3 separate regions of the Homo sapiens genome follow, and all the other regions are linked to region 2. The links are chromatin loops, found by intact Hi-C in ENCODE. Cell type or tissue: CD4-positive, alpha-beta T cell. All regions are shown on one strand. Each heading gives the region's core, and the rest is flanking DNA. Links, peaks and the distances in the headings are about the cores only. Region 1 overlaps LINC01423 (long intergenic non-protein coding RNA 1423). Region 2 has its middle 11 kb from the start of KCNJ15. Region 3 overlaps KCNJ15 (potassium inwardly rectifying channel subfamily J member 15).

What was found. Peaks named below come from ENCODE experiments on the same cell type or tissue, not always from the same donor. Only the 100,000 strongest peaks of a DNase experiment are listed, where the experiment ranks them.
Region 1: a loop joins it to region 2, with 12 times the contacts of the local background. A loop is called at or near these places in 3 of 110 quality-filtered maps.
Region 3: it touches region 2 in a loop (11-fold over the local background); 8 of 110 quality-filtered maps call a loop at or near these places.

Annotation. Positions count from the first base shown.
Region 1 is chr21:38,317,917-38,328,544 of GRCh38, forward strand. LINC01423 (long intergenic non-protein coding RNA 1423) reads right to left here. Exons shown (of 6, transcript NR_110545.1): 6 at 8,443-8,629. Among named protein-coding and RNA genes, the nearest start is that of LINC01423, 23 kb to the right of the region's middle. In CD4-positive, alpha-beta T cell, for the core only: no CTCF peak of the experiment used is centred there; a DNase peak (open chromatin) is centred at 6,005; H3K27ac peaks cover 274 bases.
Region 2 is chr21:38,240,793-38,251,420 of GRCh38, forward strand. It overlaps a transcript of KCNJ15 not described here. Among named protein-coding and RNA genes, the nearest start is that of KCNJ15, 11 kb to the right of the region's middle. RefSeq lists enhancers at 4,333-4,412, 4,493-4,542. In CD4-positive, alpha-beta T cell, for the core only: no CTCF peak of the experiment used is centred there; a DNase peak (open chromatin) is centred at 4,289.
Region 3 is chr21:38,304,296-38,313,741 of GRCh38, forward strand. KCNJ15 (potassium inwardly rectifying channel subfamily J member 15) reads left to right here. Exons shown (of 3, transcript NM_170736.3): 3 at 1-3,062. Among named protein-coding and RNA genes, the nearest start is that of LINC01423, 37 kb to the right of the region's middle. In CD4-positive, alpha-beta T cell, for the core only: no CTCF peak of the experiment used is centred there; a DNase peak (open chromatin) is centred at 2,266.

The DNA.
Region 1 (10,628 bases), core at 4,742-7,241, 79 kb after region 2:
TGGATTTTATCAAAATTTTTTAAAATTTCCTAAGGGAAACAATTAAGCTAATAAACACAAACCACAACATTCGGCAAAACTATATATATATATGACAAAGCACTTGTATCCAGAATATATAAAGAAGTCCTGCAACTGAATAAGAAGACAAAAAAGTCAATTAAATTGTAGGCTGAAGACTTTTTTTTTTTTTTTTCTGAGACGGAGTCTTGCTCTGTCGCCCAGGCTGGAGTGCAGTGGCGCCATCTCGGCTCACTGCAAGCTCCGCCTCCCGGGTTCACGCCATTCTCCTGCCTCAGCCTCCCGAGTAGCTGGGACTACAGACGCCCGCCACCATGCCCGGCTTATTTTTTGTATTTTTAGTAGAGACAGGGTTTCACCGTGTTAGCCAAGATGGCCTTGATCTCCATTGGCAGAAGATTTGAACAGATTCTTCACAAAAAGAAGATATATGAATGGCCAATAAACATATGAATACATTATTCTACATGATTCGTTGTAGAAATGCAAATTAAAACCACAATGAGATGTCACGATAAATCCATGAACAGAAAATAAAAAGACTAGCCCAATTGTTAATGGGTACATGGAGCAAACGGAACTCTCGTATACTGCTAAACAGAATACAAAATAGCACAACCACTAAGGAAGACTGACAATTTCTTAAAAAGTTAAACACACATATTGTAAGACTCAGACATTCCATTCTTAAGCACTACCCAAGTGAAAAGAGAACATCTGTCCACTCAAGGACTTGGTTGGGCAGTCATCCCTTGGCATCTGAAGGGGATTGGTTCCAGGATCTCCTTCAGATACCAAAATCCAAGGATACTCAAATTCCTTATATCAAATTGTATAACATTTGCATATAACCTACATCTATTCTCTTATATACCATCTCTAGATTATTTATAATCATAATACAATGTAAATGCTATGTAAATAGTTGTTTACTATATTTGATTTTGAAACCTATTATTTTTATTGTTGTATTCTAGTTTGTATTGTTTTGCTATTTATATTTTTGATCCATGGTTGGTTGAACCCACAGACACAGAGGGCCAACTGTACAATATTGTTCATGGAAGCCTTCTTCATAATAGCCAAAATATCTGTAAACCACCTAAATATTTATCTATTGGTGGCCGGGCACGGTGGCTCATGCCTGTAATCCCAGAACTTTGGGAGGCCAAGGTGGGCAGATCATGAGGTAAGGAGTTCAAGAACAGCCTGACCAACACGGTGAAACCCCATCTCTACTAAAAATACAAAAAAAACAGCCGGGCATAGTGGCGAGCATCTGTAATCCCAGCTACTGGGGAGGCTGAGGCAGGAAAAATGCTTGAATCCGGGAAGCAGAGGTTGCGGTGAGCCGAGATCGCGCCACTGCACTCCAACCTGGGGGACACAGCAAGACTCTGTCTCAAAAAAAAAAAAAAAAAAAAAAATATATATATATATATATATATATACACACACACATACATCTATCAATCGGTAAATGGATAAAAAAATATGGTCTGCCCATACAATGGAATACAAGAAAAATCAATGATCTACTGATGAGAAAAACAATATGATGAACATCAAAGCCATTCTGCTGAGCAAAATGAGCCAGAAGTACATACTGTATGATTTCATGCACAGAAAGTTAATCAGAAGTTGCTTGGGGTCAGGAGTGGAGGGAGAAATGGACTGAAAGGACCTTGAGCAAACTCTGGGAGCAATGAAAATGTTCTGAATCTTAGTTGCAACGACGATTCACAGGTTTATACATCACTCAAAGCACATCAACCAGGACAGTTTAAATAGATCTTTATCTTACTTTTACCACAATAAATTGGATTTTAAAATTAATGTGCATGCTAATCACTAGGGAGCTAGTTGAAATGGAATTCTGATCCATTAGATTTGGGAGTTTCCTAAGTTTCCACATGTATTACAAGCTGCCAAGTGATACCCATGCTGATGGTCTGAGTTCCACACTTAAGAGAAGCTTCAGACTACGATTATTCAATCCCCAAATGATGAAGCCGAGGAGCATTTTATGAATTCTCTTCTCGGGTGTGATTAACATTACCTCTCTCATGCTTTTAGAGCTGTGTCATGTCCCGGAACTTCCCCTGACGCGACATTAATACTCTGTGAGGTTGCTAATAACAATCACATCTGGCATTTACAAAGCACACACTAAGTGTTGGGTACCGTTCTTACAGCTGTACATGAATTTACACATTTAATCCTTGATACAAAAGCAGGTACTATTACTATCTCATATTGACAAATGTCAAAACAAAAGCCCAGAAAGTTTATGGGACTTGCCCAAGGTCACCCAGCTGATGAGCAGATGAGGTGGATTCAAACCTAAGCATCCCAAACTCTTAAGCACTGTGCTCTGTGGCTTCTCCTTGGAGGAATTATAATCCTCTGAGTGAGGAAATCTTCCTGCTTTGCCACACTTTATGGAGGGCTTTACTGGTTCAACATCAAACATTGTTGATTGAGCACTTGCCATGTGTCAGGGATTTACCCAGGAGTTGGTGGTCTGCTCTGTGCATACTTCCCTGAAAACACATATAATCCTTTGCCTACTAACCCAGCATTGGCAGTGCCCACTCTGTGGGTTGTTTGCCAAGAATGCTGACTGTCATTACTTTGCCACCTCCCTCCATTCTCCCACTGGGGGAGTCACAGGTGAGCAGAAGCAGCCTCATACGTTTCCCTAGTGTCAGAGCCAGAGCTATGAGACAACCAGGCTATGAGCATCTAGGGTTTTGTTGTGCTTTTGTGATCTCTGACTATCAGAAATATGGAGCGTTGTTCAGATATCCCTGCAACTCGAGGAAATTCATTTAAACTAAAGCATGACAGCTGTCAGTGAGATGAAAGGTAGAGCTGAATCTGGAGCTCCTTCGTGCAGGCCTGTCGTATTATTCCATTCTCATGCTGCTATAAAGAATTACCTGAGACTGGGTAATTTATAAAGAAAAGAAGTTTAATTGGCTCACAGTTCTGCAGGCTGGACAGGTAGCATGGCTGGGAGGCCTCAGGAAAATTTCAATCATGGCAGAAGGTGAAGGGGAAGTAGGCACGTCCTACATGGCTGGAGCAGGAGGAAGAGATCGAAAAGAGAAGGGCTACACTCTTTTAAACAACCAGGTCTAGTGAGAACTCACTCGCTATCATGAGAACAGCAAGGGGGAAACCTGCCCCTGTGATCCAGTCACTCCCACCAGGCCTCTCCTCCAACACTGGGGATTACAATTCCACACGAGATTTGGGCAAGGACAGGAATCCAAACCATATCACCTGTCAACATTTCCATCTCCTTGACCAAGTGGGAGTGAGAGACTCCTGACCCCTCTCCTGGAATAAGGATAACATAACCCAGGGCTTCAGAGTTGTGAGCTCCATGTGCTAGCTTGTTGCAGCAAGTCTTGCAGAAGTTGAGTGATGGGGACAGAGACCCAGCAAAGGCTCTCCTAGGAGAGCTGCATGATGCATTAACAGTGTCCACTACAGTACAGGAGCCTTTCAGGAGAGATATAAGGAGGAGTTTCCTGAGCAGGAAAGTTGTTGATCACAAGAACAGGTGAGCAATGAAGACAAAACTAAACTGGAGTCACAACAACTCGGATATAAATCCACCCTGAGGCAGGGGACTGGACCCATTGAGCTGCCAGAGCCCTTATATATCTATAAGTTGACTTCAGAGAGTTTCAAATCCGATAGGACTTTGCAAGTACCATATCGAAGATAAAGAAGCTGATCCAAGGGAACGTTGGCCAAGCCCACTTCGCAGTTGAGAACAACATGGCTTAAAAACAGCCTGCACAGCTTCCTGGACGTCCCATCACATTTGCCAAATAGCATTTTGGTGAGCTGAGAATCAATGAATGAGAAACAGATGGATTTAATGTCCCTTGAAATTAGGGATGGGTGAGCCCAGCCACACTGTGGAATTGCTGAATGTCTCAAACTATTTTTTTCAAGTATCTTTGGTTCAGAAAAACCAAAACCATGGTTTTGCAAAGCACGTTTCCTCTCATTCATATGAGGGTTCGTGTATTTTAACGGAAATTTGATCTGCATATTTCAACTTCTTTACACTTCACTTATCAAAATGCTAAATAAAATTTCCAGGAAGTCTGAGAAATATTTATAACTTTTTTTTCCAAACTATTTTATTTAGGAAAGGAAACAATGGGGAAGTTTGGAAAATCCTACAAAAGAGAAGGTGGGTTCAGGTGGAAGTTCACACTTTTAGGGAGTTCTATGTCCCAGAATTACGCACATGTTAGGTGTGCAGTCACAATGTGCTCAACGAGTATATTTGAAAATCTCTTGAAAAGTGAGGGGAAAGGTGGGAAAGTTCAATAAGGACAAGCTTGAGGAAAGGCTGAAAAATACAACATAATTTAAAATAGCTTCTCATCTCTAATAGCCAGGCAGTGTATTCCTAGCAGCCATAAATCTAATGACGCAGAACTATAGCATTCTTGTATCATCCACCAGCATGAACTCCACCATTCTTCAGATGTCTTTTCTCTTTATAAGACTTGTGATAAAGGTGCTTATAGGATGCTCATGAGTGGAGGGATGGCAAGAGGAGAGGGTGGAAGAAATGCACCACAGAGGGTGGGTGGGAGCAGGCGGTGGAGTGAGTGCCCAGCGCCATCTTTGTTTTAGAGAATGACTCTGACCACAGACTTATGTGTGAGCCCTGAAGAGCTGTTTCTACTTAAAGCTTAGCTTTCGGTTCCAGAGGACCAAGTAAGACACAAGCGGGAGAGACGCAGTCATCCCATCTCTCAGGGAGCTCAGTCTGTTTGTATTGTGCTGGAAGCACAGTGCTTGCTCATCACCGACAGGCAGACTTCTGCTCATAGTGTCATTGGCAGAGAGTGCAGCAATGGACACTGCCCAAAAGGAGAGAAGAAGGAAAAGGCAACTCCTTGTGGTATCTGATTACGTTTGTCTCAAATGCCCAGGAGACATTCCCTGGGGATTCCCAGAAAAGCAATTTAAGATGGGGATTTGACAGGGAGCAATAATAATTATTGATACAATCTGAAGAATAATGTTTATTACGATGAATATGCTTCTCATTTAAATCCCCAGGCTGGTGCAGGAAGCACAAACATGGATTACATATCTCTTTAAAGCCATGTATTTTCTGGCTTTTAAATTAGAAAACCCAAGTAGGGTTGTGTGGCAGTGACAATAGGAGTTGTCAAATATTCCTGGGACTCCCCCACATTTCCCAGCAGCCTTCCAGGTAGTTAGGTTGGTGGCAGTGATTGATCTGGGCCAACAGGGTGTGGGCATGAATGATGTGTGGCATTTTCTGACCAAGATAGTCAATTCTTCCATTCCTCCCTCCCCTCCTCAGAGATCTTGGTCTACAATTTGCCCAGATGTTTTAGCTAAACTGGACTTCTCACAAAGGAGAACTGAGCTTTTACTCTGTAAAACCACTGTGATTTGGCGGGGGCGAGGGTGGGGGGTCTTGTTTGTTACAGTGGCTAGTGTTAACTAGCCTGATTAACACAAGCGTTAACTAGACTAATACAGGTTGTAAACTTACAACCTGTCATTATGATACCCTGATAGTAATAAAGCTGGTGGTTTGGGGTAAGATTCTCAGAAGTTTTTGAGAATATAGTAGTGCCTTATATTAGTAATCTACTGCTATATTAAAAACTACCTTAAGAGGTAGTAGTTTAAAACAACAAGCATTTATTATCTCAAAGTTTTTGACGGTCAGGAATTTTGGAGTGGCTTAGGTAGGTGGCTCTGACTCAAAGTGTTTCATGAAGTGCAGTCAAAATGCTGGCAGGAGCTGCAGTTATCCAAAGGCTTGATTGGGGCTGGAGAATGCATTGCTCATATAGGAGCCCTCAATTTATTGCTGGTTTCTGGCTGGAGTTCTCATTTCCTCATCAGATGCTCCTCTTTGTAACGATTCTCAGGCAAGGGAAGCTAGCATCATTCAGACAGAGTAATCCAAGAGAGAAAGCAAACAGGAAACCACAGAATCTTTTATTGCCTAGTATCTCATGTTGCTTCCTCCCCCACCTATTCATTAACAGTAAGTCACTCAGTCTAGCCACACTCAAGAAGAGGAGAATAGGTTACAGCTTTTCAAGAGGGTTTCAAAGAATTTGTGAACAGATTTTAAACTACCCCAGAGTGGGTACACCCCATTACCCCAGAGTGGGTTTGTAGGTAGCTAAGGGGGTAGAATGGTGGGTGGCACCTAAGGTGGGGGGTTCAGTGACCCAACATAAATCAGGCTAATAGAGTGTAATGGTGTGACTGCTCCTATCTTACATTATTCCTTAATCGCAACAGCGGATGAAGGGAACCCAGCCAATTCTATTCAAGCAGCCTGGACTGGGCCCCTGACAAGCATCTGCATATGGAGATGCCAAGGTAATTTGAGATGGGGATTTTCTACAGGGAGCACAGAGAAATTCCTGGTTGCTTACCTCTGTGCATAGACATGATGCAGAGGAAATGAACTCTCATGAAACAGGACATTGTGCCGTAACCAGGCTTGCCCTGGCTGTATAGGGAGGTGAGTTCCGGCATTGTCCTCTGACATAGCCCCCTCCTCCCAACCTCCCAGCTTGCCTGGCGCTACATAGTGTGCTAATTGCTGATAGAAACCCTGGGAGTTTGCAGAGGAGGATAAGATAGATCCTACAGAAAGAGAAATTCTTCCCTTTGCATAAAACCTGTGCAAATGAAGCTGATCTTGATCTTAGCCCATGGCAGGGAATGGCAGTAACACTGGAAATATTGGCTTTGTGAAGGCTGGAATTTTTCATCTTTCCTCCTATATTCATAGTGCCTATATAAGTGTGCACTAAATAAAAAGCACCTTGCTGGTATTTTTTAATTAATTGAATGAGCTAGCATTTACCATGGAAGAAGGTGTGGTGGCATAAGAGGGTGACAGGAGTTCTAGGTCTCATAGGTTCCTGATGCCAGAAAATTCACCAGCCCAGCCATACTGATGGCAGCCTTGCACCCTGAGGAAATGGTTGTGTGAGTTCCTATGAAACAATAACATTGGGATCTAATCCAATTATGATATGACCCACTCTTGGCTGAGCCCAAAGTGGGATCTGCACCATGGGGCAGGGAAAGGACCAGAGATAAAGGCTCAGTTTATGCCACTCCTTCTCAGGCTGATGGTGTTTACTTGCATAGCCATAAAAAGCAGCCACTGGGGACAGTGGGAGAGTGTGGTAAAGCTGGACATATTGCATTAGCTTGCTAATCACTATTAGCAGCAGTGAGAATGGGACATTTCCTTAGACTCCCCGGATTTGGACAGCAACAGCAGGTTCTGGGGCCACAGTGGTGGTACAACAGAGCTCCCCTGAGCCGCCAGTGTCCAGAATGTGAAGTCCTCTAGCCTAGGGGGAACATAGCTTCTCCTACTAGGAACTGATAAGGAGGAGCCACAGCTCAGCAATGGGAAGGGTAGACTTCTTTCTCATCTTGGCATGGGCTTCCCTGGTTGAAACACCAGCTGGTGAAGCATGACATACTGGTTTGAGTTAGTTTTATTTTATCTTTAAGAGGACTTTTAACTGGACCATCACCCCCAGGAAATGTTTCATGTAAAGAATAGCCAAGAAGGCCATAGATTCCATCCCACCAATGACACACAGCAACTGACCATTCACCCCCATATCCTGCACTGGATTTTCCATATGGCCAACTCAAGTACACATATTGCTTTACCAAGTGATGCTCATCTTTGCCTGCAATTACCACCGTGATTACATTTCTCCTCATTAGCCTAGATGGGAGGGTGCAGGGAAGGATGGTTGGATCAGGAGATCTAGTTACCATACTCCGACGCTGAATTTGCTGGGTGGCTCTGCTCAAGTCAGTTGACCCATCTGTGCCTCCTCTCGTGGCCCTTGTTCAGATATGCAGTGATTCCATGACTGATTTTCAGTGTTGGTCTCAAGCATGTAGCTGCCACTTGGTGCAGAGCATTAGCATATCTTTGTAATTGCTAATGAGGGAAACAAAATTCCAGAAAAGCTGTTTGGAGGAACCTAAGAATAACACTATGAGCTAAGCATTCTGCCCAAACAAATTTTGTTAAAAGAAAACCAAATTATTATCCTTTTGCAAAATAATAGCAATAATGGCCTTAACTAACATTTGCCAGGCTCTAAATATGTATCTTGCGGTGTCTAAATATTTTACACATTGTTTTCATTCCCTCCTGTTCACCCCATTGGTGAGGGAGACATTCCACACTAGAATTATGAGGATGACCAAACACATTACACTCGATGCTTAACAGATGCGATTGACGGCAGTTATTATTCACATACACTCGCAGCTTGGGAGAGGTGAACACAGCATGGGATGCTGGCCATACAGGGGTTGCCCTCAGGAGCAGGGTGAACAGGCAGGGGCTGTGGGTGGCAAGCTTTGTAGCAACAAGAGGGTGAGGTGCTCCCTGGTTCCTGCAGGAGAATGTGATGGGCTTTGAACAATTCCGAGGTTAGCAGGAAACTGATACCCACTACTCAGGGATAAGTAGGAGCTGTGCCTGGTCCACTTGATAAGGTGGGTTGCTTGACTGGAGCCTTATCTGCAAGAGTAGAATGGAGAGAGGCTCTTGTGGGTAGGTCAGTAGAGGTACTGCTGATTTGACCAGATTTGAAGGCAGCACACTATACCACGCCTCAATTTCAGCCTTTACATGACACACACATCGTATTATTTCATCATCGCAACACTCCTATGAAATATCATTAAGCCTTTTTACAGATCATGAAATTGAGGCTTAAATGAGGCCAAGCAAATTGCCCAGTGTTTGCTAGCTGGCAAGTGGCTGAGCTGGTATTCAAAGCCAGGTTTGTTACTCTCAGAGTCTGACCTCATAAGCAACTGTGGACAGGTAGATGTAACAACCCATCTTAGACATGAATCAAGAAAAAAGAAGGACAAGGGGGGAACACCCTACCCCAAATAACCAGAGAGCTCAACTTAAACACACACAGTCTTTTGTTCTGTCCACCATGTGACCTCCTGAGTCCCACCGCTACCTTCCGCAAGGCAGCTGGGTTAATAAAGCCACCTCAGTGACCATTAACAGCAGCAGCTCTGCCTCACACTTTAATCAGTGGTCCCTGAAGTGCTTACAAGCCCAGCTGCTCGGGACACACTTTTGATTCTACAGCCTGGAGGAAGAGAAACCATCCAAGCAGATCAACCATTTCCCAGGTGCTTCAAATTCCCAAGGTCAGAGACGGCACCAGTCAGTCATCCTTTTGCATGTGGATGTTGGGTATGTCAAAGGGACTTGATGTTCTGGAATAAATTCCTTTACACAGAAAAGAGGCTTTAGATCTCTTTCAGTCCAAAACCTTCATTTTATGGTTAAAGAAAGTAAAGTGGCCTCCCCAAGGTCACAAAGTTGGTTAGGGCAGAACCTGCTTGGATCCCTTCCCTAAACCCTTTCCCAACTTCCTCCTCCCATGCACACCTCCCACTCTCAAGTGGAAGAAAGGAGAAACTCTCTTCCTCAGCACCCTTTGCAGTTAGGCTGACCATGTGACCCGTTCCAGGCTTTGTGCCAAGAGGGAATCTGCCAGGAGGAGTCTGGGAGCAGTGTTTCCTCCCTGATAGAAAGAAAGAATGGCCGGGCGCGGTGGCTCACGCCTGTAATCCCAGCACTTTGGGAGGCCAAGGCGGGCGGATCACCAGGTCAGAAGATTGAGACCATCCTGGCTAACATGGTGAAACCCCATCTCTACTAAAAATATAAAAAAATTCGCTGGGTGTGGTGGCAGGCACCTGTTGTCCCAGCTACTCGGGAGGCTGAGGCAGGAGAATGGTGTGAACCCAGGAGGCAGAGCTTGCAGTGAGCAGAGATCACGCCACTACACTCCAGCCTGGGCGAGAGAGCGAGACTCCGTCTCAAAAAAAAAATAAAATAAGATAAAAATAAAATAAATAAATAAATAAATAAAATTTAAAAAAAAGAAAGAAAGAAAGAAAGAAAGCATGGCGAAAGAGCTCTCTCACCATCCTCTCCAACCTCTACCTCCTATAAGAGCCAGTGAAGGACCTGAGGCTTGAAACCAGAGGTGTCTTTTAGCCATGAGGGAAAGTTCAGAGATGCGGACACAGCAACTCAGCCTCATGTGGCTGCTAAATCAACCCCCAAACTGCCCTTCCTGACTCCTCATTTCAGTAACAATTAATCCAAGTTTAAACCACTGTTAGTCATGTTTTCTCTTTGCAGCCAAACACCCTCCTCTGAGCAGCAGTCACTAGAGTTAGGCAGTGGGTGAATACCCAGAAATGTCACTCACTAGCAACCAGACCCAGGGCAAGAAACTTTTCTCTGTCTCAGTTTCCTTTTTTGGAAAATGGGCATATATTTTTACAGAGGTGCTGTAAAGTAGTGCTCCCCAACCTTTTTGGAACCAGGGACTGGTTTCGTGGAAGACAATTTTCCCATGGACCAGGGGTGTGGGGGTGGGGGAAGGTTTCAGGATGACTCAAGTGCATTACTTTTATTGTTCACTTTATTCCTATTATTACATTGTAATATATAATGAAATAATTATACAACTCACCAA
Region 2 (10,628 bases), core at 2,998-5,497:
AGCATCATACTTTGGCATTTAGTCTGTAAAACCTTGGCATTTAGTCTGTCTTCCTGGAGCTCAGTTTCTTGAAATGCACATCTCGCATTCAGGGCTTTCATACTCAACAGGTGGTACCAGCCACTGGTGTTCTGCTTATAATAAAAATGATACATGTGTATTAATATTGCTCTTGAAGTTAATAAACACACCCAAATCTGGTTAATTTGTTCAAATTATTGACAGATTCTCTGTGATTTACCAGGATTAATGAGTATGCAAATACAAGGAAGAATGCCCAGGATAGAGAACATCATGGAACATATTGTACTTTATTGTAAAATAAAAATAGCCCTGGACAGCCCATGGAATGCGTTCTAACAGCATAATCAGTTCTTTACTGTGGTTTTCCTGCCAGGCGGGGAGCCCTGTGTCACACAGGGTGGGTGCCAAGTGTCTGGTTTGCGCTTTGGTAAGATTTTTCTTTTTCTTCCTGATAATTTTCAGGTTTGCAGTTTCTCCAAGTGCAAAACATCCAAGCCACCCTCCCTCTGCAGTGGAGTATTGATTTTGTTCTAGATTTCTCAGCAAAGGTTGGGATATTAGAGTTCAAAACACAAGTGGGCAGGGTGAGCCCACAGTCTCTGTGACGGGGCCTGCTGGACACTCCCAGTCTGCCGGCGAATGGCAGAGGCCTGGGACAGCACGGTGGAATTTTCATCTCGTGCAAATGAACTTGGCCTCTTAGATCCAGGTCCTCTGCTACCAACAGTGAATTTGTTACAGTGTGAAATGCTGAGGCAACTACCTAAATAAATCTGGGCAAAATATACTATCGAAGCAATCTGGGATTTCCACCCTTCATGAATTATCTCACATTTTAGTCTAAATTGTTTAAGAATGACTTGCTCACGGCTGGGCATGGAGGCTCATGCCTGTAATCATAGCACTTTGGGAGGCCAAGGAGGGCGGATTGCTTGAGCTCAGGAGTTTGAGACCAGTCTGGGCAACATGGTGAAACCCCGTCTCTACTAAAATACAAAAAAAATTAGCTGGACATTGTGATGGGCACCTGTAATCCCAGCTACTTGGAAGACTGAGGCAGGAGAATCGCTTGAACCAGGGAGGTGGAAGTTGCAGTGAGCCAAGATTATGCCACTGCCCTTCAGCCTGGGTGACAGAGCAAGACTCCATCTAAAAAAAAAAAAAAAAAAAAAATGGCTTTCTCCCTTGCTCCCTTTTTGCCCTCTGTCCACATGGTCCCAGAGTCGGTGTTTGAAAAGCGGCTTTCCACTGTCCAGAGAGGATTATTCTTAACAGGCTGATGATCCTGGAGCCCACGGCCACACTTCTGGGCTCTAGTCACCTCTAATCCACGTTGTGATAATTGGTCATTTTGTTTTGTGCAGGCAAGACTTGGATGTGCAATTTTCATACCATCTCTTGATTGTTTACCCAAACAGAAAATGTAACCAGGGAACCAGCAATATGGTAGTTATGCACTTCCCAAATCAACTTGAAGTTGATCCTAAATGCACGCTGTTTCCACTGCTGCTTCTCTGATGCAGGTTCTGCCCCAGTGATAGTGAGCTGGGGTTACTGTGAACCAAGATTGCACACGGGGCTATATGTGGAAACTCCGACCCCATGGTGCCTGCCACACACTCACACACATACTCTTTGAGACCCAACCAAACCAGCACTCAGAGGCAAAGAGTTTAAAGAGGTGGGGCTTTATCCAACATTGGAACCATTTTAAATTCCCCAAGTAGCTCCATTTCAAGTTCTTCAGATGGCCTATGAAGATCGATAGGACGTCTTTCCCTAAGCCCTTGCCCTCGTGCCTCTCCTGACACACGCCCAGCATCTCTCTTCTGGAGGCCTTCCCTGCTAAAGCTCTTTCTGTGCAACTTCTTGGCTGACTCCTCCATCCCCAGGAGGCTCTATCTAACAGCAGCCTCATCAGGGACACCTTCCCCTCCTGCCACCTGCTCTGTGTTCCCCCAGCCCACATCTTCATTACACAAACTATTTGTATGCTCACTTATAAGCTTAAGGGAAAGAGACAGTAAGCTCGTCTGGGTAGGAAGTCTGTTTTGTTTACTGCAGTCTCCATATCCTATGGAAGGGTGCCGGGCCCACTGTAGATGCTAAATTAAAACCTGGTAAATGTTGAACAAATAAAATGATTAAATCAAATGGTGTAGTATGCAAGGAAGAAACAAAGATAGGGATTCAAGCCCTGCCTCTCTACCTGGCTGTGTGACTTCAGCTCAGTTATTGAACTTCTCTTGCTTTTAATCTTCTTATCATTATAATTACTGAGATTTGGGCCACGTTTTTAGAAAGTTAAGATTTTGTGTGGCTTTTTGAGCTTTGACACTTTAAAATTGTTTATCTTCTTTTCTGATTTTTTTTTTCCTGCTGGGCTGTAATTTTCTTAAGGGCAGGATTATTAAAGATGCATCTGTTTATTTCCTGAAATTCACAGGACAACACTTACACTCAGGTGCTCAATAATCATTTGTTGGAAATAACCTGTTTTGTTTTTTCCCCAGAAAGCCTGTTTCAAAAGGTGTATTTTATAGTATTTGATCTGCTAGATCGAGGGTTGGCAAACTTTTTCTGAAAGAAGTCCAGGCAGTAAATATTTTGAGTTTCGCGGCCATACTTTTTGAGATGGAGTATCACCCAGGCTGGAATGCAGTGGCGTGATCTCGGCTCACTGCAACCCCCACCTCCCAGGTTCAAGCTATTCTCCTGCCTCAGCCTCCCAAGTAGCTGGGATTACAGGAGCCTGCCACCATGCCCTGCTAATTTTTGTATTTTTAGTAAAGACGGGGTTTTGTCATGTTGGCCAGGCTGGTCTCGAGCTCCTGACCTCAGGTGATCTGCCCGCCTCGGCCTTCCAAAGTGCTGGGATTATAGGCGTGAGCCACCATGCCCAGCCTATATTTCTTTATCACAACTCTGCAACTCTGCCATTTTAGCCTGAAAACAGCCATAAACAATTTGTGAACAAATGGGCATGGCTGTCTTGAAATGAAACTTTATTTGCAAAAAACAAATGACAGGCTGCATTTGACCTGGGAGCTATAGTTTGCTGGCCCAGCACTAGACGGTTATTGTCATAAAATAACCATTTTCTAAAAACGAACTCTTTGTTTCCACTGTGTTTCTGAGTAAGTTACATGAGATCATTTAAGTTTCATTTCTATTGTTGGCCATTTGTTATATGAATAAAGATTTGCTAAGTGACCCTCAAGCTTGGGTCTTTATTTCATTTTTAGATTATATAAGGCTTGACCCACTTAAGAAATGTAACCGTCTTTTTATTTCTCCTATTAATTTTTTTTTTGTCTTTGTGACTATCTTGTTTATACAAACTGAACCTGAGACAAAGCCGCTAGTGACTGCTTTTTGTGGTTAAACTGGTTTCGAACCCACCAAAGTCTAGAAGAGGGAAAGAAAGAATTGTACCAGATTTGATGTGTTTTGTGTAACGTAAGCCAGATTGTACCTCCTTCTCTCTCTCCCAGGTCTGTATACAACTTAGGACCAAGAGGTGGACTTTGGTGTCTTAGTTCAAGCTCTAAAAATACCAGGGAAGCAGGGACCACGACACATCCCAGGCTTGGTGCAGAAACCTGACCTGAATTGGACCTTAAGATCAGAATATAGATCTATTGTCTTTCCTCACCTGGCTGTTACCAAACTAACTTCCGCATCTCCTGGGAGTGCTTTCTATTTCATCCAGGCAGTGCCCTTATCTGATCTGGAGTGGGTTTATCTCTGGGAGAGCTATTGAAGTGCCTGACAGGAGAGGACACTAAGAGTACCTCCAGTCTCCAACTGCCTCCTCCGGCAGAACTGAGCAAGTCCTAACCATGCCAAAAACATCATTATCTCTGGTTCCATCTTAGTCCCTGCACACCCTAGGATTCAAGGACTCAAGTAAGTTGGGGAGGGGAACATCTTTTCACCCCTGGAAAACCTTGTCTCCTCCCAAGCCCTGGGAGGGGAGAACTGCTGCTAATGAGATGCTGGTAGTTAGTCTTGTAATTTTTACAGTATTATCTGCAGAATGAATGACTACCAGCAGGTACTCTGAATCTCTTTTCTTTCTAATAAGATGTAATCAACGAACCAGATTGTGGCCTTGGAGCTGACCAAAGGATCAGCTAAAGGAATTGGACACATCCTGAGCTAGTTAACACATGGGTATTGTCGGTCTAAGATGCTCTTTAGGGGCTAGTGACTCATTCATGATGTGCAGGAAATGGCACAGACACCTCCATGACCACAGAAGGTTTCTACAGGCGCCGTCATCACAGGGTCTACAAACAGAAGGAAGTCAGAGAGAGAGGCTCAGGGGAAGGCAAGGCGGGGCTGGAGACCTGGATTCTACGTCGGAGTTTACCGCATCCTGGTTCTATTCCCAAAGTCCTCTCTGTGTGGCCATATGCCTGATTCTCAGCCTGGCTTCATTCCAGTCATCTCAGGATCTTACAAACAACATTGATGTCCAGGCCCCACCCCAGACCAATGAAATCAGAATCTCTTGGACATTAAAAAAAAAAATGAGTGATTCTTTCTGGGTGATTCTAATATGTGGTCAGGGTTGAGGCCACTGCTTTACTTCATTACATCATGACACTAAAAATACTACTGGAAAGAAAAAAGGAGGGCTACCATCTGCCTTCCAATCTCTTCAGCTGGGAACCTCTTCATAAGACTGTATCTGAAACCAGGATACGAGATCCTTATAAGTAATTCCATTTATAATAACAAAGAAAGAAAAGAAAGAAAGAAAGAGAGAGAGAGAAAGAAAGAAAGGAGGGAAGGAAGGAGAGAGGAAGGAAGGGAAGGGAAAGAGAGACAGAGAAAGGAAAGAAGAAAGAAAGAAGGAAAGGGAAGAAAGAAAGAAGGAAAGGAAAGAAAGAAAGAGAGAGAAAGAGAAAGGAAGGAAGGAGAAAGAGAATGAAAGGTGTTTACAGCTGGAAATCAAACAGAACTTTGCCTGACACATGTTCATTTTTGGCCATTTTTGCCTTTTTTGTGGTGTGAACCATTAGTTCAGCCCAGTTAACCCTGAGACCACCCACAAAGACTGAATTCAGAGGTGGCTGTCCAGTACAGTGATTCAAGGTGAGGCCTGTGAAGTGAGATCAAGATTTGAATTTCTGCTTCTCAGTTCACCAACTATTTGACCTTGGGCAAGTGACTTAATTCAAGACTTAGTTTTATCATTTATAAAGTAAGAAGAATAATACCTGTCTTACATACTCTGATTTGTTGATATGATAGTCAATATGCTATAAGAATAAATTAATAATTAAATGACACGGTAGACATAAGGCATTTAAATCTAATTCCTGATCCACAGCAAACCTTCAACAAATAGCAGCTGTTATCATCAGAGCTAAAACGAATCATGTATCTAGGCTAGGGTCTGGTTTCTTTGCTGTTTTGGATAATGGCTTAGGAATAAGAATAATGCCCACTGAAGAAGTCTTGATTTTTCTTAAAGCTCTAAGCTCACTAGAGTTTTTTGCGTGTTGCCAATTTCAATCAGATCCAGGAGTATTGGTTACTGTTGGCCTATATGATGAAGATTAACTTTTGGAAGAATCTTTCTGTGGAATGCAGGCCAAAAGAATTCTGAGGCTGCTTTTGATTTGCTTTGAGTTCGTTGCAGCTAATGTGAAGGATGCAAATATTTCTATATTCCCTACTATCTGCTTGGGGTCTTCAAGAGATGAGTTACAGTGACCTGGAGGTAACATTTTAAAAATGCTAGTTAAGATTAGTGTTAAAAACACAGACAAAGTCTGAATCTCTCCAATGCTTGATTTTAATTTTTAAAAAAGAGGAACATATTACAAAGGAAGCAGAATTTCAACATAATCTTTAGATGGTAAATTATGTTTTACATTAGTCTGCATTATTACCACAATACTTGCACCTGGCTGGTATGAGGAGTGTGTGTGTGGGTTAAAGGGAGCTGTTATTTACCTGCTTATCTATCAGACTGGTAATACCAATCTCACTCTGCAAATTTAACATCAGGGATTTACTGTTCATAATAGAATAAATGCATATTGAGAACCACACTTGAACTTAGCCCTTCTGACAGGAAACTTTCAAAGTTAGAAGTTACACTGAGCTTGAATTTTAAGAGAGAGGAAAAGTCATTTAATAAAACTAAAAAATGAAGGATGGATGGATGGATGGATGCATAGGTAGATGGATGGATGCATAAGTGGATGGATGGATGGATGGGTGAATGGATGGATGGATGGATGGATGGATGGATGGATGGATGGATGCATGGATGGATGGATGGATGGATGGATGCATGGATGGATGGATGGATGGATGCATGGATGTATAGGTATATGGATGGATGGACAGATGGATGGATGGATGCATAGGTAGATGGATGGATGGATAAATGGATTGATGGATGGATGGATGGATGGATGGATAAATGGATGTATGGCTAAATGGATAGATGGATAGATGCATAGGTGGATGGATGGATCGATGGGTAAATGGATGGATGGATAGATGCATAGGTGGATGGATGGATGGATGGATGGATGGATGAATGGATGTATGGATAAACGGATGGATAGATGGATAAATGGATGGTTGGATAGATGCATAGGTGGATGGATGTATGGATGAATGGATGTATGGATAAACGGATGGATAGATGGATAAATGGATGGTTGGATAGATGCATAGGTGGATGGATGGATGGATGGATGGATGGATGGATGGATGGATGGATGGAAAGATGCATGCATGCATAGGTAGATAAATGGATGAATGGATATGTAGGTAGATGGATGGATTGATTGAATAAAATGCTGAAGTTAATAGAATCCTCTGTTACTCTGTATGCCCATATGTTCTTCATGGCCACATGTAAGGTTAGCCTTATGATGAAAGATTGGCATCAGTATTGTCATTTTTATTTCAGCTTGTGCCTAGGTTACATGTTCTCATATGTTCCCCATAAACATTCACATGGTCCAGTGTGCAACTATGAAAGAAGCTTCCCATCACCTGTGCCTCCCAATCTCACCCCACTCACTGCAATCTGAGGAAGAAATCCAACACCAAACAAACACTAGAAAGCACCTTGCTGGCGTGGGCTTCCTGTTAACTAAACTAAAATTCCATCTCTAGGACTCAGTGAACTGACAAGTGTTATTGCTTCCAAACTTGGGCTATGTTCACTCCATCCAGGTGCATTTCTACAATTCAAGTAAACATTTTCACTGTAAACTTATTGCTAGTAAGAGCACACCACATCACAAGGAACAGCAAATAGCAGACATATCTTTGCGCCTTCACACAGCAGCACAGAAATTATATCTGGTACTTGATTCAGTGTCAGGTGGTATAAGCACTTCATCAACAAATGAAGAACAGAAGGGGTAACTGAGCAGCGACAAATATTTCGTTAAGTTCTGTAACCAAGATAAGAGATAGATTCTCACACTTGATTGCTGGGAATACACACATCCTATAAAAGCCAAGAAAGTTAGAAAGTTAACTAAGTGGCACAAACTTTATAGCTTATCAGTACAATGCAAGGCACTTCAGGAAAACTGGCATGATAAAGCTTGGTTTCCTAGGAACAAGCTAATTAAATTATATTTATTCAAGTAATCTAAACTATTTAACTATTCAAGTGGTTGGACAATAAAAGAACTAGAATAAGACTCAGAAAAGCCTAGTACCTACATTGCTCTCCCTGGGAGGTGCAGCAGCACTTTGAGGGCATGCAAATTGTTTAAGATATTTTAAGGCAGCTCAGGATCTCTGCATACATTCTAGTGAAAACAGCAGATCTTGAAGGAACTGGAGTGCACGGCTTCTGTGTCCCACAATTCAAACATGAGAGGAGATGAGAACTCCTGTATTATAAGATGGCTTTGCACATGATTGTTCCTAGAGGTGAGTTTTCAGGCAAAACAGAGGGAGCTCCCTGTCTGAGTGCAACCAGCAGGAAGAGGACCTTGATGCTGGCCACCTTTGCCCCTCACCATGGAGCTGCATTCCCTGATGTCTTCTGACAGAACACACGTGGTGCAGGACAATTCCCATGCCTTCCCTTCTCCAAACTGCATAAGGACCCTGGGAGGTAAACTGTTTTTCTCAGTTCACTAGTGCAAAACCATCTCAGATAAGTCAATCCGCTTGCCTCAGATCATTGAGTTAGTAAGTAGCAGCTCTAGAATTTGAATCTATAGCTAAGACCAAACCTACATTTCTCCCTTGCACCCCCAATGGACTTTACTCCTTGCCAGAAAGAAAGAATATAACCATTTAGTGTCCCAAGGCAAGAATTACAGCTTCGGTTCAATTTTGCTGTTGGTGTCCACACTGTAAAATGAGATTTGACTGGCAAGATAAGACATACCACTGAGCAATTTGAAAAACAAAACATAATGACTTTTGCCCAAGAGATTGCAATGATTGTTTAAATTGATAACCCAAGTACTTTTTCTGATGTGCGTACTAGGTGATATATGTTATTTACTGATTGATAAATGGTAAGGCTGCACCTTTAGAATTACTGCTGCCTACTAAGTACACACAGATTTCAGAAGGGAAGTAAGCAGAGGTGAGTTTTCAGTCATAACTCAACTATCACTCTGAGTTAGGGTGACCACAATGGCAAACCAAAGCCAGTGGAACAGAATGGATGACAGATAGGAAATATTCTCCAGCATGTGATCAGGAATAAATGCATGGAGGTGAAACAACTCCAGGAATTTTTCTTAATGAAGAAGTAAAGAAAACACAGTCACTGCATGTCTAGTCTGTATAGGTGTGGTCAAACACCAAGGAAACTAAAGACTGTATGTTTGACTTTAATTTCAGAAGCCTGACTTTGGCTCAGTCATAATTCTCTAGCTTTTATTCTTCAGGTCAGACAGTCAAGGAGAAGAAAAATAAGAAAAACCAGTACCCTATTATTAGGCATTCTTTATCATCTCTTTTTCAGCTGGAGTCTCCATCATCTCTACGTGCACATTTGATAAGCTGAAGTGCAATGATAGAATAAGATGATCTTGGACAGCTTTCTCTTTGAATTCATTTTTAGCTTAATGTATTTGTTGTGGCTTCTCTAGGAAATGTTTGCTGAATTAGCCCCTGTGCATTGCTAGGGCTGATAAGGAATAGTCAAGAGTTTGAGTTCACAACACCCTCTTTCTATACTCCTGCTAGTCCTTCAGTGTGAAGTCCCTTAGATTTTTATGACAACTGGGCTGAGATCTTTCACTTTACGTAACTTAGCCAATTCGCATTGCTCAGTTTTTCCACAATAACTAGAATATTTGGCAAAAGGGCACAATTTTGCAATGGGAAAGCTCCCAAAGTGAAAAACCTAGTTGTTTACCCAGTTCTGCTAATAATAAATACCCAAGATGAGACCTGGGACTTCTCCTAGGCCCTCTTGCATTGATGCCAGGTAGAAGGAGGGGTATTAGTGCAGAATCAGGGTTTGAATGACATTCTTCTCTGTGGATATTAGAGGGATAAACTGTATGGATTGATAGGGAGGTGGTTCAGTATGTTACAAATGAGGACGTTATAGCCTAATAATATCACTACATGCTGGAGCAAATAAAGGGCCATAAAACATGCAGTGTGTACCCAGCTAGCTCTTCCAGAGGCCAAGAACTAAACTTGGAAAAGGGTGAAAGGGGCCTGATCTATGCTCAGGAATTGAAATGTCATAGCAAGAAATATCAGTACAGAAGAGATCTGGAGGTTCACATGCTTCAGACAGTTTGATGGAACTTGGTGATGAAGGACGTGCCGGAATACAGCAGGTAGAATCAAACACCTGGCCTGTCCATTGATATTGCCAACTTGAAAGACAGATATCCCATTGGCTTGGTGATTTGTTTTTAAAGCTGAAATGTGTGATTGATCATCAGTCAAGCACCAATTGACCAATTGCTAAAATATGAAAATGGAAGGAAATGTAGAATGAATCACTACTTTTGTCTTCTCCAGTTGATCTTTGAAATTATTCAGGGTGATAATCGCATTTTCTGTAATATTCTATTTCAAATATTGTAAAGTGGGTCTTGGAGTGTTGGGTTCAAAGTCAGTCTGTTGTAGGTAAGACGTGTCTGGCCATCTGGTAGAGATAGGGTCCACGGCACACATACCTCACAGTCTGGCCTAGGAGCCTCCCTGTACAGTTGATTCAGAGTTAAACCACAATAAGACAACAATAGAAGAGGTGGGGGGTAATACAAGCCAGCATGCCACACATTGATGAATGATCCGGCGAGGCTTTCAAAGCAAGGCGGGATTACTCTGGTTGCAGTGGGCTGGAGAAGGTAACTGTACTTAGCAGATATTGCTTTTCTATTTGCCAGCCCACACTGTCAACAGTGGAAAACAGTCATTATCATATCCCTTCTTTGACGGGAATTGCCACAAAATAGTTCACTTGGTAAAAGCCTGTCTGAGGTGAACCAGGAACAAACGGTGTGTATTTAACATGTGGTGTAAGGTTGCACCAACAATAAAGGAATAAAGTTCAATTTGAATAAGGCAAGAGGAAACCGGATCACCGTTGGGTTCATGTCAGTGGTTGTTTCACAGTTTCT
Region 3 (9,446 bases), core at 1,265-3,764, 62 kb after region 2:
TGTGTCCATGTGTTCTCATTGTTCAATTTCCACCTATGAGTGAGAACATGCGGTGTTTGGTTTTCTGTCCTTGAGATAGTTTGCTGAGAATGATGGTTTCCAGTTTCATCCAATAACTAGTTTTATCATAGCTTTCCATGATGTAATTTTTTAAGCGAAAGGTACTAACATTTCCAGTCTTGATTTCCAAGTTTTGTGGTGTGCACTCGAAATCTAGTCTCTGATTGTTAAACTCTGGGTAGGTACAAGAGGCTCTTAATTTTCTTCCTCCCAGGAGGACTTACTTACACTTAAAGGTCAAAAGCTTAACATTCACTTCTAAATGGTTAACTGCATACACTTTACCCTTTGTAAACTTCAATTTATCTTTTTTTTTTTTTTTTTTTTTTTTTTTTTTTGATACTGGGTCTCGCTCTGTCGCCCAGGCTGCTAGAGTGCAGTGGCGCGATTTCGGCTCACTGCAAGTCCGCTTCCAGGTTCACGCCATTCTCTCCCTCAGCCTCCCGAGTAGCTGGGACTACAGGCGCTCGCCACCATGCCCGGCTAATTTTGTTTTTGTGTTTTTAGTAGAGACGGGGTTTCACCGTGTTAACCAGGATGGTCTCGATCTCATGACCTCGTGATCTGCCCGCCTACAAGCCAGGTGTGGTGGTGCGTGCCTGTAATCCCAGCTACTCAGGAGACTGAGGCAGGAGATTCGCTTGAACCCGGGAGGTGGACGTTGCAGTGAGCTAAGATCGCGCCACTGCACTCCAGCCTGGGCAACAAAAGTAAAACTCCGTCTCAAAAAAAAAAAAAAAAAGAAAAAGAAAAAGAAAAGAAAAGAAAATAAACGTGGCAAAACTAGACCTTCAGACACTTCACTTCACTTAACCCTATGGCCCTCCTTATCTTGCACCCAATTTCTTTTCAACATCATACATGCTTGGTTGACTGTTTCTTCATATTTGCTGTTCATTCTATAAAGTCAAATAGATTGGTGGGTTAAAAAATAATCAATTCAAATTCAAATTAGGAATTTATGGACATTCAGATATCCACATATTTGAGGGCAGGAATTTTTACTTTTCAATTGGTATGTTGGCAGTGTGTAAAAATAGAAGACCAAGAGAAGGCGGTTGATTGGAGTTGATACTTAATAGCTAATAAAAATTACAAGAAAGGATGGTGGAAGTCAAAGGACAGAACTGATACACGAGTATAAAAGCCAACGATGTCATATATGTAGGCAAAGTCTTTGTAATCTGAATATAATGCCAGAGAGCTAGGGCTGCCAGGCACTCTGTATGTGCAGAATATGTCCTATATGGAGTAATTTTTTATTTGTGTAGACTTTTTTAGGATACCTTAAATGTCTTACATGCAACCTTTTTTTCCCCATATATTACAAAATTGCCTTGGAAATTAGACAAATCTTCAAACTTAACTGAAACTCCTGTCCTGAATAGTTATTTGCCAAATCTGACAAATTTACAAAGAGTGTTCACATAATCCCAAACTATGCCCATTTCTACAAGAGAAATACATGCCTCTTTATTTGGAGTTTATGATATTCATACAACTAGTAGTAGAGTCAGGGAGTATTCCAGAAACATATTTCCCTGGCTTGCCCAATTATCAAGGGAAAATTTCAGCTGAACACGGGGAACCCAGTCTTTGACACTCCTGTGTGCAGTGTGGAGCAGCGTGCACTGTCTGAGTCTCCATAGTGAGGAATGGTCTTCCCTGGGGCATCACCCTAGAAGGATGGGCTCAAAGTCGCCCTCCACGTGGGTGCACAGGAGCCCAGATTCTCAAGCCCCAGTTGCAGAATTAGGCTGATGGTTTTACAAAAGAGTCCTCCTAAAAGTCCATCACTAAGTTTTGTTTGGTTAGCAACCCTTGCCACATGATGTAGTACTTAGCTATAATTTTATTTTTATTCAAGGCCAAATCTTATCTGGTGTCCATGCCTTCCCACCTACTTAAAATTTCAAATTTCACCCTCAAAAATATTTCAGTAAATAAAAGTTAGATCTACTCAAAATTAGACTCCAAGGGAATTACTATAGTTGATTATAGAGTATCTATTTCCTTAAAAAAAAAAAACCATAAGTTGTTGACTCTGAGCTAGGAAATGCGTGATCTCTCAGCTGACTTACTTTATGCAAATTTACTTAATATTATAGAAGAGTAAAGAGCTTCCAAGAAGGTGATTGGAGGGAAGTTCAAAGGGAAGATTTTTTTCATTCACTGTAGTTTTAGCTGTATTCTTTCATCTGCAATCAAATCTCAGGATTAAGGATGTCGTATTACATCAAATCATTACAGGAAGTATGACTGTATCAGCGGCTTTTTACAAAAACAAACCTCCAGATCACAAAAGGAAGCTGTGTTTGTGTACTGACACGAAGTGTTACGTAGCAGCCAGGAGAGGAAGGATAGCAGCCGACTTGGATCCATTTTTGAGGAATTATTTCTGTAAGGTGTCATGGAATTGTAAGTTACAAAAATAAGGCTTTTGTAAACAGAATCTCCATTCCAGAAGGACGGACTCCAAAATGCTACTTAATGAAATTCATGGGAATGTTATGGTGATGGAAATCCCAAATGACATGTAGATTTTATATGCAAACAATCCCACTGCTTGTAACTCCTGGCAGTGTGTACTTACCAAAATCTTGATCACACTTAGGTCTCTTGCTATATATAGAACCACATCTGATCCTTATACAGTGTTGCAAGATATATGTCCTTGCTTTCCCATGGTTCTTAAGTGAGTCTTAAGCTTGGATTTGCTCCAGCAGAATGGTGGTTTGTGTTTCTCAAGGCTGAGCTACTATTTGGTGCATGTCGGAAATCTCACACTAACTGTGGATACTCTGTCATCACTGAACCCAATCATACAATGACCAGACAGCTTTAAATACCTACTTTTGTATGCTATGAATTCATCCGTTTACTTGTCAAATCCTTTATTTCCATATGTGTCTCCATCACCTTTTTTTTCTCTCCGGATAAATGGAATTACTGTAACTTGTGAAACAATGGCAAACACTATAAAGCTAATTTTACAGTCTTGAGTTTCTTTTTGTTTCACTGGAATGGTAATGGTGTTACAGTGGTGCTCTGACAGACAAAAAATCTAATATGTCCTTAGAAAGTTCAGAGGGGAACTTATTTGAAATAACCTTTTCCAGTGATGGCAATCACAATAATGTGGGAATGACTAGGTCCTAAAAACTTATCAAGGTGTTACTGTATATCAGTACGTAAAGAAATGTATTTTGCTTCTTTCCAATCACTGAATAGAAAATGAAATCCCTGCCTCATCGCTCCTTTTTTTTTTTTTTTTTAAGACAGAGTCTCACTCCATCCCTCAGGCTGGAGAGCAGTGGCTCACTGCAATCTCCACCTCCAGGATTCAAATGATTCTCCTGCCTCAGCCTCCCAAGTAGCTGGGATTACAGGTGTGTGCCACCACGCCCAGCTAATTTTTTTATTTTTAGTACAGATAGGGTTTCACCATGTTGGCCAAGTGGGTCTCAAACTCCTGACCTCAAGTGATCTGCCCGCCTTAGCCTCCTGAGTAGCTGTGATTACAGGCATGAGCCACGGCGCCCAGCCTCATCTCTCTTTTTCTGCCTGATGCTCTCCTGCTCCAGAATGCTTATTTCATTTTAGTCAATGATTAAAAATCAAGCAACCGTTTAATAACAAACATCCTTTCAGCACTGCAACCCTTACCAAAGTGCCTTTTGTGCTATTGCTCCTTTACTTGGATGGATTAAAAGAAAGAAAACACTTAACTACATAAGTCCTACAGGCATTAGTATGGGTGTCACCCTAAAGCCGCACACCTAATTAAAACCCACGTAGCCAAGGAGTGCATCCAAATGGCAGTAGTTATCCTCCAAGCAGTTTCCTGGGAAAACTACACACACATGCAACAAGATAGTTGCCACAGCTCTGAACATTCCAGAGTGTCTCTCTTAGAGCCCTCTCCTTTGGAGCCTTGGCTCATTCTTTGTAACATTCTCAGGGGTGGCCAAGCTTTGTTCTTGGAGGGAGCATGTGACAGCTGGAAATAAACAAGGCTGATGCAGATAGTAGGAAGTCATCTTTGAGGATACTGTTTGAACAAAAAGGCAAAATGTTTTCTAGAAAGTGCACAGTCATCTGAAACACAGTCATGAAGCTAGCCGGTGGGACACATTTTATTAATTTTAATTTGCATGGAAGTTTTCAGACACATGTTATTTTCTACCCCGTTATCTCAAACGTCAATTGTCCTTCCAGGATGACCTTGGCTGAGAACTGAGCTAACCACATCCAAGCCATAAGGCAGCATTGCTTTCACCACACCATGTCCTTGGAGCAGAGAATAAGGGAATTTGTCATAGCAACATGGGAAGCTTTGGTTCTGGGCTGGATACGCAACATCCCGGCAGGCATAATTTCCCTTCTCAGAAATCCTGTCTTCATAAATGTTAGACAAACAACTTTTATGGTTTAATTTTTCATGCAAAAGTCCATATTCTTCCCAGAAACTCTTACATTGTTCAAGTGATTATGTTCTAAATTAGTCTATTCCTTTACTGGAATTTAACACTTGCATAATAATCTTAGCTGATAAGGTATTTGAGTGATCTAAATGTGTTTTCACCCGTCCTAAGGGCTGCTTTCTGCATCTTTCTTAGTTTGCCTCTATTGAGTCTGCCAGAAACTCTTACTCTTTTTAAGATTTTGTTCACGTTTTTATTTTATTTTTTTATTTTTTGAGACGAAGTATCCCTCTTGTTGCCCAGGCTGGAGTGCAGTGGCGCAATCCCAGCTCACCGCAACCTCCGCCTCTTGGGTTCAAGCAATTCTCCAGCCACAGCCTCCTAAGTAGCTGGTATCAGAGGCTCCCACCACCACACCCAGTTAATTTTTGTATTTTTAGTAGAGACGGGGTTTCGCCATGTTGGTGAGGCTGGTCTCGAACACCTGACCTCAGGTGATATGCCCACCTCAGCCTCCCAAAGTGCTGGGATTACAGGTGTGAGCCACCATGCCCAGCCCACACATATTTTTAATTAACAAATAATAACTATATATAGTTAGGGATTACAATGTGATATTTTAATACACATTTTAGAATAATTATATCAAGCTAATGATATATCCATCTCCTCACGTATTTTCTTTTTTGTAGTGAGAGCATTTAAAACCCACTCTATTAGCAGTTGTACTTTCTCTTGACAGTGTACCTCTCTGTAAACTCTGTTTAACGTGCCCACTCAGCATGTGATTTAAAGATCTGCAATGAATAAGTCCACTATGACCAACAGACTCACAGCCTCACAGCAGCCCAGAACAGTGTGCTTCTCCTTACCCCTACCCCCACAGTAAGTCTGGCTGACCTGCTACATGTTCAAATATGTTGTGGCATGTTCTATTGCCCGCGTGCCTCTTCTGCTCATACAAGCCCCACACCCCCCAAACACACAAGTCTCATGACATCTGGTCACATCTTAGATATCCAGAGAGCAAGAAATATTCATATTTGTAGGGCTCTGAATGCTAAAAACAACTTCAAATATTCAATAGTCCATGTTATACCCCATGAAAGGGTAGAGGAAGGACATATGCAGTTATCTACACTTTGCAGAAGACCCTGTAGCCCACTGACATCACTTCCAGAGTGGCCCAGTGAGCCATTGGTGGCAATCTGGGTCTTTTCCTTCTTTTCTTTTCTTTTTTTTTTTGTTGAGACAGGATCTCACTCTGTCACCTGGGCTGGAGTGCAGTGGCGTGATCACGGGTCACTGTAACAACTTCCCAGGCTCAAGCAATCCTCCCGCTTCATCCTCCTGAGTAACTGGGACTGCAGGTGTGCGCCACGATACCCGGATAATTTTTTAATTTTTTTGTAGAGATGAGGTCTCAGCTTATTGCTCAGGCTGATGGCGAACTCCTGAGCTCAAGCGATCTTCACACCTTGGCCTCCCAAAGTGTTGGGATTACAGGTGTGAGCCACTATGCTCAGTCTGGATTTTTTCCTTCTGGCCTAGTGTTTTATCTCCAAAATTTACAACATGGAAATCTCATGGTGGAGCAGATTTCCATGTGAGATGGATCAAAATTAGGGCAAAAGTGATAGCAGAATAGATAACCCAGGTGAAAGCATGAGACTGGGAGTCTGGATAAATTGCCTAAAGGCCTAACATGCTTCAAAAGGTCTGTTATTTAGAGGCTGGCAACATGAGATAAATATCCCGAAGGTAGAGAAGATATGAAGTGATCAATTGAAAAGGAAAAGGCAGAGGAGTAAGAATGCCATTCATCAAGACAGAAACAGAATCCACATCCCTGCTGTTCATCTAAGCAGAGACAAACGGTTGACCAAAGACTAGACATGGGGTGACTAAGATTAAGAAATCCTACAGAAAAGTCAAGATGAACAAGCATTCAGTTCTCAAGTCCTCACATTCATTATGATTGCATCATATGAGGCTCAGAAAAGTTGAGTAATTTGTCCAGTTACCCATCTACCAAGGCGTAAAGCCAGGAGTGGCCAACATAAAAGCCTGGCTTCCTCTCCATGTTTTGTCCTGCCTCCCAGGTGGGCCATTACAGGGTGCATCCAAAAAAGCATAGGTGATTTGGTGGTTGATGCTCTTGGAGCCAAAGCAGCATTTGCTTTGTGCTCAAGTGTTTCCATCAAGTGAAAACAAAGCCATGGTTGAATTGCGGTGTCACCACAGACGACTTGCGGGCGTTGAATTCATGCAATGCAAATAATAAGGGATTGTGCCAGTGTGCCTCCCATTGTGAATAGAGCAGTGAGCTTTCAACTGAATGTTTTGCTGAGTTCTAAAAACCTGATTTGTAAGGATTTATACTGGGCTTCTCAGAGAGGCTTTAGGGTAGGTAATTATTTTAAGGTCTTGGCTGATTGAGTCAAGCGGCAAAGAGAGCTTTGTAGAGACAAGCAAACACTGCAGAATCAGTGCAGCTGGCTGGAATCCGATACTGAGCTTACAGGGCCTAAAGGGAGCAGGTGAGTGGTCCCAGCACAAGCAGTCACTGCAATTACAGTGACCAGGCCCGGGGAAGGAAGGCTCAAGACCCAGACACCAAGAAAAGCTAGAAACACAGGGCAAGAGAACAAGGGGTCTTAGAAGCTGACTCTAGAAAGATGTTCTGACAGATTGCTCTTGGCACTAGGGAAGACCTGCCTACAAATCTCTCCATTTCACAAGCAGATAAATAAAGAGGGGCAAATAGGAGAGGAGTGGAGTATGAACCCACAACACATGACGGAGATCAAGGAAGTAGAGCTTCAGGAGCAGAGACCCAGACCCAGGGCCTTCAAATCAAGGGCAGGACTCTGTCCTTAATAGGAGTCAGGAAGAAGGGAAGCAAGACAAAAATCCTACTGCAGGGACAGAAAAATGAAGGCTGGAACTCAAGTGCAAAGAGGCTGGCCAACACAGGAAAGGAACTGGGTAAAATACTGGGGCTTCCTCATTGGAAAGAAGGATTTGTGGCAAGCTGGACCTGGACAAGGTACACTTGTTAAGGAGTCAATGGCTCGTAACATCTTCATCTCTCCTCAGTAGGAATCAGAGCCGGAAACCACAATTTCTATTTCAGTGCTTCCCAGGGCAAGAATTGGCAGCCAGAAGGCAAGCACATCATCACAGCCTGAAGTGCATATTTCATCATCAGATGAAGCGGTTTCTCGCATCATTTATTATTTACCCAGTCACTTTAACAACCACCTGATCTCTGAGACAGGTCCGTGGAGTGTTGTGGTCTCCACATTAATATTTATTTAGCGATGGACATTGTACTAGGAAATAAAAGCAGATTCCTAAAAGAGCTATGTTATTTGTATTTTTCGAGGGCTGCCATAATAACTGCAAACGGTGGTTTAGAACAATTCATTGTATCACATTTCTGGAGGTCAAAAGTCTGAAGGAGGACCATGCTCCCTCTGAGGTATTTTCGCTGGTCTCTCCCAGCTTCTAGTAGGCTCAGGAGCTCCTTGGTTTGTAGGAGCATAATTCTATAATTCTAATCTCTGTCTTCATGTGCACATGGTGTTCTCACATCAGCTTCCCTTTGTGCCTGTCTCTGTGTCCAAATTGCCCCCTTTTTATAAGGACTCCAGTCATGTTGGATTAGGGACCACCCTAATGACCTCATTTTAATTTGACTACCTTTCTAAAGATCCTATTTCCAAATAAGGTCACATTCTGAGGTACTAGGGGGTTAGGGTTTCAACATATCTTTTTGGGAGGATACAATTCAACCCATAACACTATTCTTTCCCATCCATTTCATCACCAATTGATCTACCTTCAACCTTCCTTCTAATCAGAATCATACTCATATAAATAAACCAGAATAAGATTCTTTGCTTTGGAAGAGACAGAAGCTTTCTCTGGGTTACTGTAACTGTCCTGAATTTCCTATTTCTGCAGAATGGACAGAAAAAGCTGACTTCTAGCAGACATTCTATTATAGTTTGACCATAGCCACATGGGAAGTTATGCCAGTGGACATTCCTTTGGAGACAGTTTCTGGTTCTTAGTGCAGAGAGCAAAGAACATTCTTCCTTGGAAATTGCCTCCACTATTTTGTAAACAGGAGAGGACTTTTCAAACCTGGTTTTCAAACAGCCAGAGACTAATTGTGCCCTCTCCAAGTTAATCATATACTGGGCTTCCTCTCTCAACTGCTCTCACAAAGCTTGCTGATTTCTCAATAGCACTGAGATACTTGAAAATAATTGATTTCTAGATGCCTTTCATAATTCTGGCTCTGCCATTGTCGTCATTTTGTGTCTCCTACTATAAAGGTTAGGGAAAACCCTTGCTTGGCAAGCCAGCAACTCAGGTATGTTGCCTCAAGGTGATTCTGCATCCATCACTGGACCACCAGCTGAGGTCCCCACACTTGCTTTGCTTTGCTGAGTCAAGTCGCACCCCATTGTTTTGAGAATAATGCTCTTATGTGTTGCATTTCTCCCCAAACCTCTCCTCATCCAGTGCCGGAAACGTGAGAGCTACCCTTGCTTTCTCCCACTCCCTCATCACCTGTATCTAATTCATCACAAATCCCCGTCCACGCTACCCCTGGCATTGCTCTCAAGTCAGTTTCTTCTCTTCCATTCTAATCTCCCGGTGCTTAGTTCTGGCCACCATCATCATCATCATCACAATATATGTTTTTAAAAAGGCACATTTCACACTGGCTACCCTGTTTCTAGTCTTTCTCCTTCCCAATCTATTCTCCACACTGTACCCAGTGTGGTCATTCTAAAATAGAAGTCCGATCATATTACTCTTTCACTCAAAACCCAACCTCCAGATAAAGGGCAAGTGTCCAGACATTGGACTCATGCCTCTCCTTGATCTTGCTCCTGGTAACCTCCTCCCTTGTCATCTCTTTCCCTTGCGCTCTACTTTCAAACA